Regions from separate parts of the Homo sapiens genome. Here region 1 is linked to region 2. A link is a loop called in an ENCODE intact Hi-C map of the cell type or tissue named here. Cell type or tissue: Caco-2. All regions are shown on one strand. Each heading gives the region's core, and the rest is flanking DNA. Links, peaks and the distances in the headings are about the cores only. Region 1 has its middle 43 kb from the start of RELL1. Region 2 has its middle 46 kb from the start of PGM2.

The links. Peaks named below come from ENCODE experiments on the same cell type or tissue, not always from the same donor. Only the 100,000 strongest peaks of a DNase experiment are listed, where the experiment ranks them.
Region 1: it touches region 2 in a loop (3-fold over the local background); 4 of 110 quality-filtered maps call a loop at or near these places.

What each region holds. Positions count from the first base shown.
Region 1 is chr4:37,726,617-37,732,004 of GRCh38, forward strand. No RefSeq gene overlaps it. Among named protein-coding and RNA genes, the nearest start is that of RELL1, 43 kb to the left of the region's middle. In Caco-2, for the core only: no CTCF peak of the experiment used is centred there; a DNase peak (open chromatin) is centred at 2,745.
Region 2 is chr4:37,778,249-37,783,636 of GRCh38, forward strand. No RefSeq gene overlaps it. Among named protein-coding and RNA genes, the nearest start is that of PGM2, 46 kb to the right of the region's middle. In Caco-2, for the core only: no CTCF peak of the experiment used is centred there; no DNase peak of the experiment used is centred there.

The sequences.
Region 1 (5,388 bases), core at 239-5,238, 52 kb before region 2:
TCACGCACTAGAAGCCAGAAAAATATTTTTGAACCACTCCTTCCATTTGCATTTGTTTCAACCATTTCCCTGTGAAATTTCACACATTATACTGCACATGGGGTCTAGTATGTGTTGATTGGCCGTCTCTGAGTAATCGCTTTACACTGATGTGGACATTCTGCACACCATATCTAGACATCTGCTTATTGAACCAGAAGTTGGTGCTTCTTGGGCCTCATCCCAGTTTTTGTACTTTCTACTTAGCCCTGGATGATTCACTGCTGATCCCCAGAGCCACATTTTTCAGTCTATCAAATAGAATGAAAATCTGCCAGCCTTTCTGTCTTCTGTTCTATGTAACTCTTAGTGCTAGGCAAAAATATAGTCTCCAAGGATTCTTATGCGGTTTAAATCGATGATGTCTAAGCTTCTCATAAGAAAGATGCTGTATCAATAGATGTAAGTCACTTATGATGATGTAATTGAAGATCCTTATAAAATGTTGCAAACCAGATAGAATACGTAATTGCCTAGATAAAGGTTGAATATTCAGCACAGCCTCACTTTTATGATTGTGAAAATAATACCTGTTGGGTTTGGAAAAGACAAAAAAAGTAAAATAGAAATTCACGCCTACAATATCTCCACACAAAGATAGCTGAAAATTTAATAAACATTTAAGATTGTTTGCCCCTTTTCTCCCTGTGAGAATAATATTCAAAATAATACACTGGCTGTCAAACAGGCATCTTTGTTGAATTAAATGCATCAATATAAATATTCATGGTATTGTCTTAGCTGTATCTCTAAGAAATGCACCAAGTCCCCTGTAAGAATATTGCTTTAGTTACTGGTGTTGCTGTGCATACATGTATTGCACAGTCACACACACACGCACACACACACGCATACACACGTAAACCAAATTCCAGAGGCTTTACAAGTCTTAGATCCATCTAGAGTCCTTGATTTGCCATTTGGATCCCTACCTTTCTTTCACTTTTCTCCTATTATCACCTTGGCAAGCTGAAACACTTGTTTTGGGACGAATCCTCTTCTAGCTTCTAGTACTTTGTTCATGTTCTCTCCACCTGCAAGGATCTCTGCATCTCTGTATGCTTGAAGTCTGTGATGCCAAACCATAAAGTTATGGAGGCAAAGAGCATGGGCTTTGGAACCAGACAGGTTAGGATCAGATTCTAAACCTGCTGCTGGCTCTGTGACCTAAGCAAGTCATTGAACTTTTGCCTCTGTTCCATTTGCCTCTGTTTCCTCATACAGAAGATAAAGATAATAACAGTTCTTACCTCCTGAGTGTGTTATGATGATTAAATACATTAAAATGTGTAAAGAACTTCCACACCAGACTCACAGAATGTACTCTGGAAAAGTTATATTACACTATCCTATTTTACCAATTTTATCAACTGTGCATACATATTTATTTTTCACATTTGAGCCTCACCAAGATCAGAATGCTTTAAAACATCAGTGATGTCTTAAAATCATATCTAACTCAGATGACAGTTGTGTTGGGGTTGTGTGAGAGCCTCACAATGACACTTTCTAATAGAAATGCCCACATCAAAGAGTTTTAGTTTCCACAAAACAAGGACATCTACTTGTGTAAAATAGTTGAGGGCAAGGATTTTAAAATCACCTGCCTGGTTCTGCCACTTCCTGTGCCCTTGGGCAAGTTGCTTAACCTCTCAAAGTCTCTCTTTGTCCATCTGTAAATTAGTAGTAATAATGGTCTCTACCTCACAAAGTTGTGTCATCATTGAATTCCATAATGAATGGAAAGCATTTAGCCTGTTACATAGTAAATTCTAAATAATAATAACCATAAACATTTTTTAGCACTTACTAGGTACCAGTAACTACATGTAGTAATTGTGTCCTAAAGCCTTCACGTGACTAAATTTATTTAACACTTCCTCAAATCTTACAACAGGATGCTAGAATTGTCTGTATTTTATAGGTGACGAAACTGAGGCACAAAAGGGTGACAATTTGTCAAGGTCACACTGTTGTTAAAAGGTAGAGCCAAACTTCAGAATCCATGCTCTTCTCCTCTAGGCTCCACTGCTACTCCACTGGAAAGAACAACTTGAAAGGAACAACTTGAAAAACAACACTTGGATGCATGTGTTTTTTGAAACAGAGTTTTGCTCTTGTCGCCCAGGATGGAGCACAGTGGCACGATCTTGGCTCACTGCAACCTCCACCTCCTGGCTTCAAGCAATTCTCCTGCCTCAGCCTCCCAAGTAGCTGGGATTACAGGCACCTGCCACCACCCACCGCTAATTTTTGTATTTTTAGTAGAGACAGGGTTTCACCATCTTGGCCAAGCTGGTTTCGAACTCCTGACCTCAGATGATCCACCCACCTTGGCCTCCCAAAGTGCTGGGATTACAGGCGTGAGCCACCACACCTGGCCCAGATGCATGTCTTATGAGCCTTGAAGAGATACTGTGCTGGGGGAGGTGGGGAAGGGGCAGAGGCGGGGGAGGTGTCCGTCTGCTTCACTGTAACATCCACCAGCCTTACCTCTTCCTCTAAGGAAATGTTCAGCAAATGATTGAACAAAGTACCCATTATTTTAGTCCCACCTGGGCTGTCCTTTGTGGAGCTCAGCCAAATCCCCGCAAGGACCGGTAATTGCAGAGTTTTCAAAAACTGGACCCTGTGGACTGGGCTGCACACTGGGGTCTTTATCCATGAACAAACAATGCTGAAGAGAGAGCCCTCTTGCTCCAGGCAATGGAATGCTCACAGTGAAGAAATGTGAAACAGTTTCTCTTTGTGGTGAAACTCTAGCTACCCAGCCAGGCCCACAACCTACACTCTGCTGTCAGGAGGTCAAGAGGGAGAATGGGGTATGGAAATTTGCAGATAAAGAACTGGAAAGCCAGCTTGGGTTAATGGCCCTCAGCTGACTGCTGGCAAAAATCTTTGTTTCCCCTGAAGTAGGCTGAGTTTCTTTCTGTTCCTCTTCCCCGGTATCCCTTCAAGCAGCACTGGGAAAACAGCACAAGGGTGACTGTAAGATGTAAGGAGCGCTCTGAGGTTGAGATACTGATCTCAGGGGAGTTTTTCCTCTGGTTGGGTGGGATCTAGAGCTGACATGGATTGCTCTGGAACTGTACAAGTGTTCTGCACAGTAGTGGCTTGACTTCGGGGCAGGTGAGTTGTCATTAGAGCAGGAGATGGGAAGGGGATACAGGATAGCCTGGCAGGAGAGGTAGGCCAAGGCTAACTGTCAGGATGCTTCAAAGGCAGGGCTGAGCCTTACAGTGGCTGATGTATCTAGGTCAGTGCTTTTTAAATACAGATGTCAATCTTGAGTTCTTGTTCATATATAATTATCTCTATAAGACATTTCTTAACTTCTCTCATGGTCCTAAGCATAAAATAAGTCATAAAGCTTCAGGGAAATGTTGGGTATATTTTTAATTAGGTGAAAAAACAAAATACTTTTCTTGATCTTCTTCTCACTACTTATAAATTAAAGTGTTGGTTCTAAAATAACAAGAACCCTGGCTTTTTCTTCATTGTCTTCTTAGTACCTAGCACGTGGCAGGTATTTAATATAAAATTTTTTTGAGTCAATGAGGAATAAAATTACTATCCAAGAATAAGTGGGTTCAACTCTGGTTTTGCACACAAACACGATTACTACAGCAGTGATCCATCTATCCCTGAGCTTCCAGTGGCACTTACTGTGTCTCTCTCTATCCATCTTGAGGCCACATTTAGCATTTTGACACATCTCTCCTTGTACCTTCTGGCCAGATGTGTAACTTGAAAGGCAAAGCTATAGCTATGAAAAAAAGAGCAGTGGTTTCTAAGAGTTGGGAGTAGAGGGTTGAAGAAATGAAGCACAAGGTTTTCTAGGGCAGTGAAATTATTCTGTATAATACTGTTATGGTAGATACATGACCATATGCATTTGTCAAAACACATAGAACTTTACAGCACAAAGAGTAAACATTCTGCATGCAAATTTTTAAAGAATCATTTAAGAGGATGGGGGATCCTCAGTTGGAATGCAGATTGCAACAGAACCACCTAATTATATTACAAAAGTGTGAAACAATTTCACTGCAGGGGGTTGGGGAGAAAAGTCCTGACACAAGTAACTTTGGATGTGAGCAGAATCTGTAACACTAAGGGCAAAGGAAACTGTACATAAGCACTATAGTTGAAAAAGTTATTTTCCCATAGGTACAGGTTAACAGTGTAGATATATGTAACAATACACTACACATGTAAGCTGAAATTAAACAATTTAGGAAATGGATAATTTCTCATGGTTACAGTGGGAATTTACAGGTAATCAACTGGAGGAGGCTATAGTCATCCATGTGCTAATAGTTCAGAGTTCAAGAGATCAAGTATAAACTGTGTTTAACTTAATATAGATATAGATGGTGTCTTAGTTTGTTTCATGCTGCTATAACAGAATACCTAAGGCTGGAAAATTTATAATGCACAGACATTTATCGACTCACAGTTCTGGAGGCTAGGAAGTCCAATATCAAGGTGCTGGCATCTGGCAAGGGCCTTCTTGCTGCATCATCACACGGAGGAAGGTGAGAGGGCAAAGAATAAGGGCAAGAAAGGGTAGAATTCACCCTCTTATAATGGTACCAATCCCACTCATGATGGTGGAGCCCTCGTGGCCTAATCACCTCTTAAAGGTCTCACCTCTTAATACTGTTACAATGGCAATTAAATTTCAATGTGAGTTTTGGAGGGGACAAACATTCAAATTATAGCAGATGGTTATATATAGGAATATTTATATATGTGTGTGTATATACAGGTTAATATACATATATCCTTTATCTGTCATCTGAAAGGGCCTAGAAGTAATGACACCATAGTAGCCATGAGCACAGCTAGTAACCAGATTGTGGTTTCTAATATCATTCTCCAGCAAAGAACTCAGGGCTCCTTGGAAAAATGGCTGATTCCAGGACAGGGGCAGGAAATATACAGATTGATCCTGGAGCATCTTGTAGTGCCAGAGACTAAGAAAGTGTTAAACACACACACACAATTAGGGGGTGTTCACAGTCAAATGGACACAAGAGCCAAATGAAAGAGTGCCCAAGAGCCAAAGCTGGAGAAATTTGATCAATAATCATAATTTGGATTATAACCCAAAGTATGAAATAAATATCTGAGTTTATACTGACATAAATAAATGATTGAATAAATAAATAAATGATTGAATAAATAGAAAAATGGTGGAGAATAAATAAATCTCCTGCGTAAAATCAGAATAATTTATACAGGTACTCCACTCTCAAGTAGGTGGAACCTAGCTCCCCATTCCTAAGTGTGGACTGCACATCATGACTTTCTCTCAAAGAGGACAGTATGGAAAGGGGGTCTAAC
Region 2 (5,388 bases), core at 200-5,199:
AGTCTGTAGGGTTAATGGTATAGGGTCTTCAGCATGACTGCCCAGGTTGAAACCCCAGCTCTACTGTTTACCAGCCTACCTCTCTTCCTCATTTTCCATAGTTGTAAAATGGAAAAATAATAGGGCCAATCCCATTAAATTGAGAGGATTAAATGAGTTAATACATATAAAGTATTTACAATTGAACATGGCTCATGGAAAACACTCCATAAGTATTAGCTGTTAGCAGTAGTCATAGTAATTGTTTTGTTATTTATGCCTTGGTTTGTTCCAAAAAGAATGTAAGGTAGTGTGTGTAAATGTGTGTGTGTGCGTGTGTGTGTGTGTGTGCATTTTACTCCTCAATTAGCTTGCATGCTTCCTAGGGGCAGCAGCTGTGGCCTGTAATTTCTTTGTGTATTTTTAAAATGGCTAGCACAGTGCCAAGTATATGGTGAGTGCACAATAAGTATTAATTCCTCCTCCCCTTTTCTCCTTAAAATACACACCATGTTAGTCTCTGTTTTCTCCCACTACGCTGAGCACCATGCTTGGCTCAATGGTATATGTGTGTTGCTCGGTTGGACTGTTGTTGATTGCCACAGCTTGTTGAGCCCTACAGAAGTGCCTCAGCCTTGGACGGATATTCACTGACCCATTCAACAATCTTGTCCACCATTTTGTCTGCAGATTGAGTGTGCAGTGTTAATGAGCTTTGACAAGACAGAAGAGAACACGTTCACAATAACAATTGAAAATAACCCTTTTGATATGGCTGGGATATTTGTTCACTCCAAATCTCATGTTGAAATGTGATTCCCCAGTGTTGGTGATGGGGCCTAGTGGGAGGTGCTGGGCCATGGGGATGGATCCTTCATGAATGGCTTGGTGCTTTCCTCAAGGTAATGAGTGGTAGTAAGTTCAGCTGAGATCTTGTTGTATAAAAGAGTGTGGCATCTCCCCACTCTCTCTCTCTCTCTCGCACCCTCTCTCTTCATGTGACACACTTGCTTTCCCTTCACCTTCTTCCATGAGTAAAAGCTTCCTGAGGCCTCCCCTGAAGCAAAGCAGATGCTGATGCCATGCTTCTACAGCCTGCAGAGCCATGAGACAAATAAACTTCTTTTTTAAAAACAAATTACCCAGTCTCTGGTATTCCTTTATAGAAACACAAAATGGACTAACACACTCTCTATTCTTAATGGGGAGAAAAGCTAGAATTGCAGTGAAATGAAATGTTTGTGAAGAAAATCATGACTGACTTCCATTTAAAAATGTTTTTTACATTTAAAAATATGTGAAGTTCAGCTGGGCACGGTGGCTCATGCCTGTAATCCTAGCACTTTGGGAGGCCAAGGCAGGTGTATTACCTGAGGTCAAGAGTTCAAGTCCAGCCTGACCAACATGGCGACACCCCCTCTCTATTAAAAATACAAAAATTAGCCAGGCATGATGGCGTGCGACTGTAATCTCAGCTACTCAAGAGGCTGAGGCAGGAGAATTTCTTGAACCCAGGAAGCAGAGGCTGCAGTGAGCCAAGATCATGCCACTGCACTCCAGCCTGTGTGACAGAACAAGGCTCTGTCTCAAAAAACTAAAAAATAAAAAAAAATGTGAAATTCAATGTGCCTGATGATGCTGCCAGAAAAGAGAAAGCTAGCCTGAGTAGACCTTCATTCAGTTCTACCCTTTCTTAAAGTATGTCCTGTGGAAGCTTAATGCTGAATTAAAGTCTCCTAGAAACCTTATTAGGGGATTTGGGTCAGGGACAATAGTTGTTCTTCATGACCTTCTTTTGTAACCTCCTAAAGAATGCTGTCTATCATCTCACTAGGTTCACAAGGCTTGTTTTGTCCTTTGTAGTATCTCCCATGGCCCATCCAAGGGAAAAGGAAGTTCTTGCTCAAAGAAAGTTTGTGCACTATGCAAATGCAGTGATATCATTTTTCATCAGGCTGAACTAAACAGCACACAACAAAACCAAGAACCTACACCACTGCTTGTGCACTTACATGCTAACATAAACTGTACAGATTTATAGTCCCTGATGTGTACAACATCCCTTATGTATTAGTCTGTTCTCATGCTGCTAATAAAGATATACCTGAGACTGGGTAATTTATAAAGGAAAGAGGTTTAATGGACTCACGTTCCTTAGGGCTGGGGAGGCCTCAGGAAACTTACAGTCATGGCAGAAGGAGAAGCAAACACGTCCTTCTTCACATGGCGGCAGCCAGGAGAAATACAGAGTAAAGGGGGGAAAAACCCCTTGTAAAACCATCAGATCTTGTGAGAACTCACTTACTATCATGTGAACAGCATGAAGATAACCACCCCCATGGTTCAATTACCACCCACTGAGTCCATCCCACAACACAGGGGGATTATGGGATCTACAGTTCAAGATGAGATTTCGGTGGGGACACAGCCAAACCATATTACCTTACATATGTGAATTATCTTGTTTGCTTCTGAACAGAACAGTGGTAACTACAATTGCTCTACATTTTACATTTAGGTGGATCTTAAGGTGACAAGATTTTACTCCTTTTCACAATTTTTGTGATGGGACAATAAGCAGGAGAGGAGAAAAAGGCAAAGGAGCATGTAAAAATAAATGACCTGTTTTTTACTATGTCCCCTTTCTCAGTAGAATATGAAAACTTCCTGTGTGGGTCCTTTTATGGCTGCTTCTAGATTTTCAAAGCTGTCCCAGCTGAGACGCAGGCAAAGAGAAGAAAGAGGCTGGGCTGAAAACCACTGCAATTTCCTGGGGAGAGAGTGCCCCCGGATGGGCCATTGATCTTCATTGTTCCTGCTAGACAAATAGACTTCTCAACATCAAATAAAACTTTACTTGATGAAGATTTGTTTGGAAGGATGCTTTGTTTATATTTCTTTACCCTTTTAGATATTACCTACAATTTCTGAGCACATGTGCCAAGATAAAAGAACTTAACAAGCAAAGAAAAAGGGCGTTTTTTTCTATAGGGAGAGGTTCTGAAAAATCCAAGAACATAAGACGGGTTTGTATACTGGCTGAACAACATGGGGTGGCTAAACTGGTTGTGTTTCTAAATTCTTTCAAACAGGCAGAGTTACTAATTTGTCTTATCAGATGCTCAGCATGATAAATCTAAACCAAATTATCCTATCACATGAAGTACTCTTCCCTTAAGAATCAATTAAGCATTGGAAAAATGAGAATTCTTACTTCTATGCAGAAATGATACTGTGTGGTTAGCTAAAACTAGGACTGTGTTAGCAAAACACAGACTGTATTAGGACTATGATTTGTGTACAAATCACAAAACTGATCATTCCAAAGAGAATGATAGAACAAGGGTAGCCTGGGAGTTTCTGAACTAGCATTGTAACACAATGAGTCAGTTGGTGTATCCCTCAATTCGGCTGGATTAATTTTTTTTTTTTTTTCTTTTGAGACGGAGTCTCGCTCTGTCTCCCAGGCTGGAGTGCAGTGGCGCGATCTCGGCTCACTGCAAGCTCCGCCTCCTGGGTTCACACCATTCTCTTGCCTCAGCCTCACAAGCAGCTGGGACTACAGGCGCCCGCCACCACGCCTGGCTAATTTTTTGTATTTTTAGTAGAGACGGGTTTTCACTGTGTTAGCCAGGATGGTCTCGATCTCCTGACCTTGTGATCTGCCCGCCTCAGCCTCCCAAAGTGCTGGGATTACAGGTGTGAGCCACTGCGCCCGGCCTCAGCTGGATTACTTTATCCCCAATACTGTCACCCTACTAGTTCCTGTCTTGCAGTGAAAAATAGCAGATCTGTGAGTCCAGGAGCTGGCTCAGGTTGGGGTTCACTGCTAGAATCACCCAGGTTGCTTTTGATAATGAACTCTATCTTCAGTCTGCAAAGTAGGTCGTGGGAGAACAAGTGAATTGAATATTGTTCATGAACTTTTATCATTTAATAGGGCTTCACTATAGAAAAAGTAAAAAATACAGGTAAGAATAAAGTAAAAGTTTTTTTACTTTTAAAAACTTTCCATTACCAAGAAGAAATCCTCTCCACTTTTTAGTGTGCGTTATATCCATCTGGATTTTTCTTTATAGTGTAAGTATGGTGAAAGCATGTGACTCAAGCTTTGATTCCAAAGTCAGCTAATGTGTTAGTCCATTTTCATGCTGCTGATAAACACATACCCAAGACTGGGTAATTTATAAAGAAAAAGAGGTTTGGCCAGACACGGTGGCTCACACCTGTAATCCCAGTAATTTGGGAGACTGAGGCAGGTGGATCACCTGAGTTCGGGAGTTCAAGACCAGCCTGACCAACATGGAGAAACTCCATCTCTACCAAAAATACAAAATTAGCTGGACGTGGTGGTGCATGCCTGTAATCCTACCTACTCAGGAGGCTGAGGCAGGAGAATTGCTTGAACCCAGGAGGTGGAGGTTGTGGTGAGCCAAGATCGCACCATCGCACTCCAGCCTGAGCAACAAGAGCAAAACTCCATCTCAAAAAAAAAGAAAAAGGTTTAATGAACTCACAGTTTCACGTGGCTGGGGAGGTTTTACAATCATGGCAGAAAGAGAAAGGCATGTTTTACATGGCAGCAAGCAAGAGAGAATGAGAGCCAAGCAAAAGGGGTTTCCCCTTATAAAATCATCAGATCTCATGAGACTTATTCACTATGATGAGGACAGTATGGGGGAAACTACCCCCATGATTCAATTATCTCCCACCAGGTCCCTCCCACAACACATGGGAATTATAGGTGCTACAAATCAAGAGGGGATTTGGGTGGGAACACAGCCAAACCATATCAGCTAATAAGGAGGGGAAACTTACAAATTATCACTGAACTGTCCTTAAATCACTCATAAGATTCAGTATACACAGTTTTGTGTTTATAACCCTGGAGAGTGCTTCTTATATATAAGAAGTTTTGGGAATTGCTCAACTAGAATAAAAGAAGAAACAAAAGTAATATCTTAAAATAACCTGGGAGACAGGGAAAATTCCAAGTAGTTCTGCTTCCTGGCAGTATTTAATCTGTTATGTTTTAATATTAAGCAGCTATAGCCTTAATACCTATTAACAGATGTATTTAATGGATGGATTAAACAAGATAATGGAGTCACACCTTACTGGAATTAAATTCTAAAGTTGGTGCCTAAGAAACACCTAGGGTGAAATTCCTCTCTCATTCTCTTCTTTCTCTGCGTGTGTGTGTGTGTGCATGCGTGTGCACGTGCATGCACACACACACACATACATGTGTAAAACTCAAATCATACATGCTGTTTTGGAGCCCACTTTTTCCACTTAACAAGATATTTAACCATCTTTCCACAACAATGAAATATTCTAAAACACGTTTTCTATGTATGGTTACTATTCAAAAATGTTTTCACATAATTACATTTTTGTTGCTTGTTT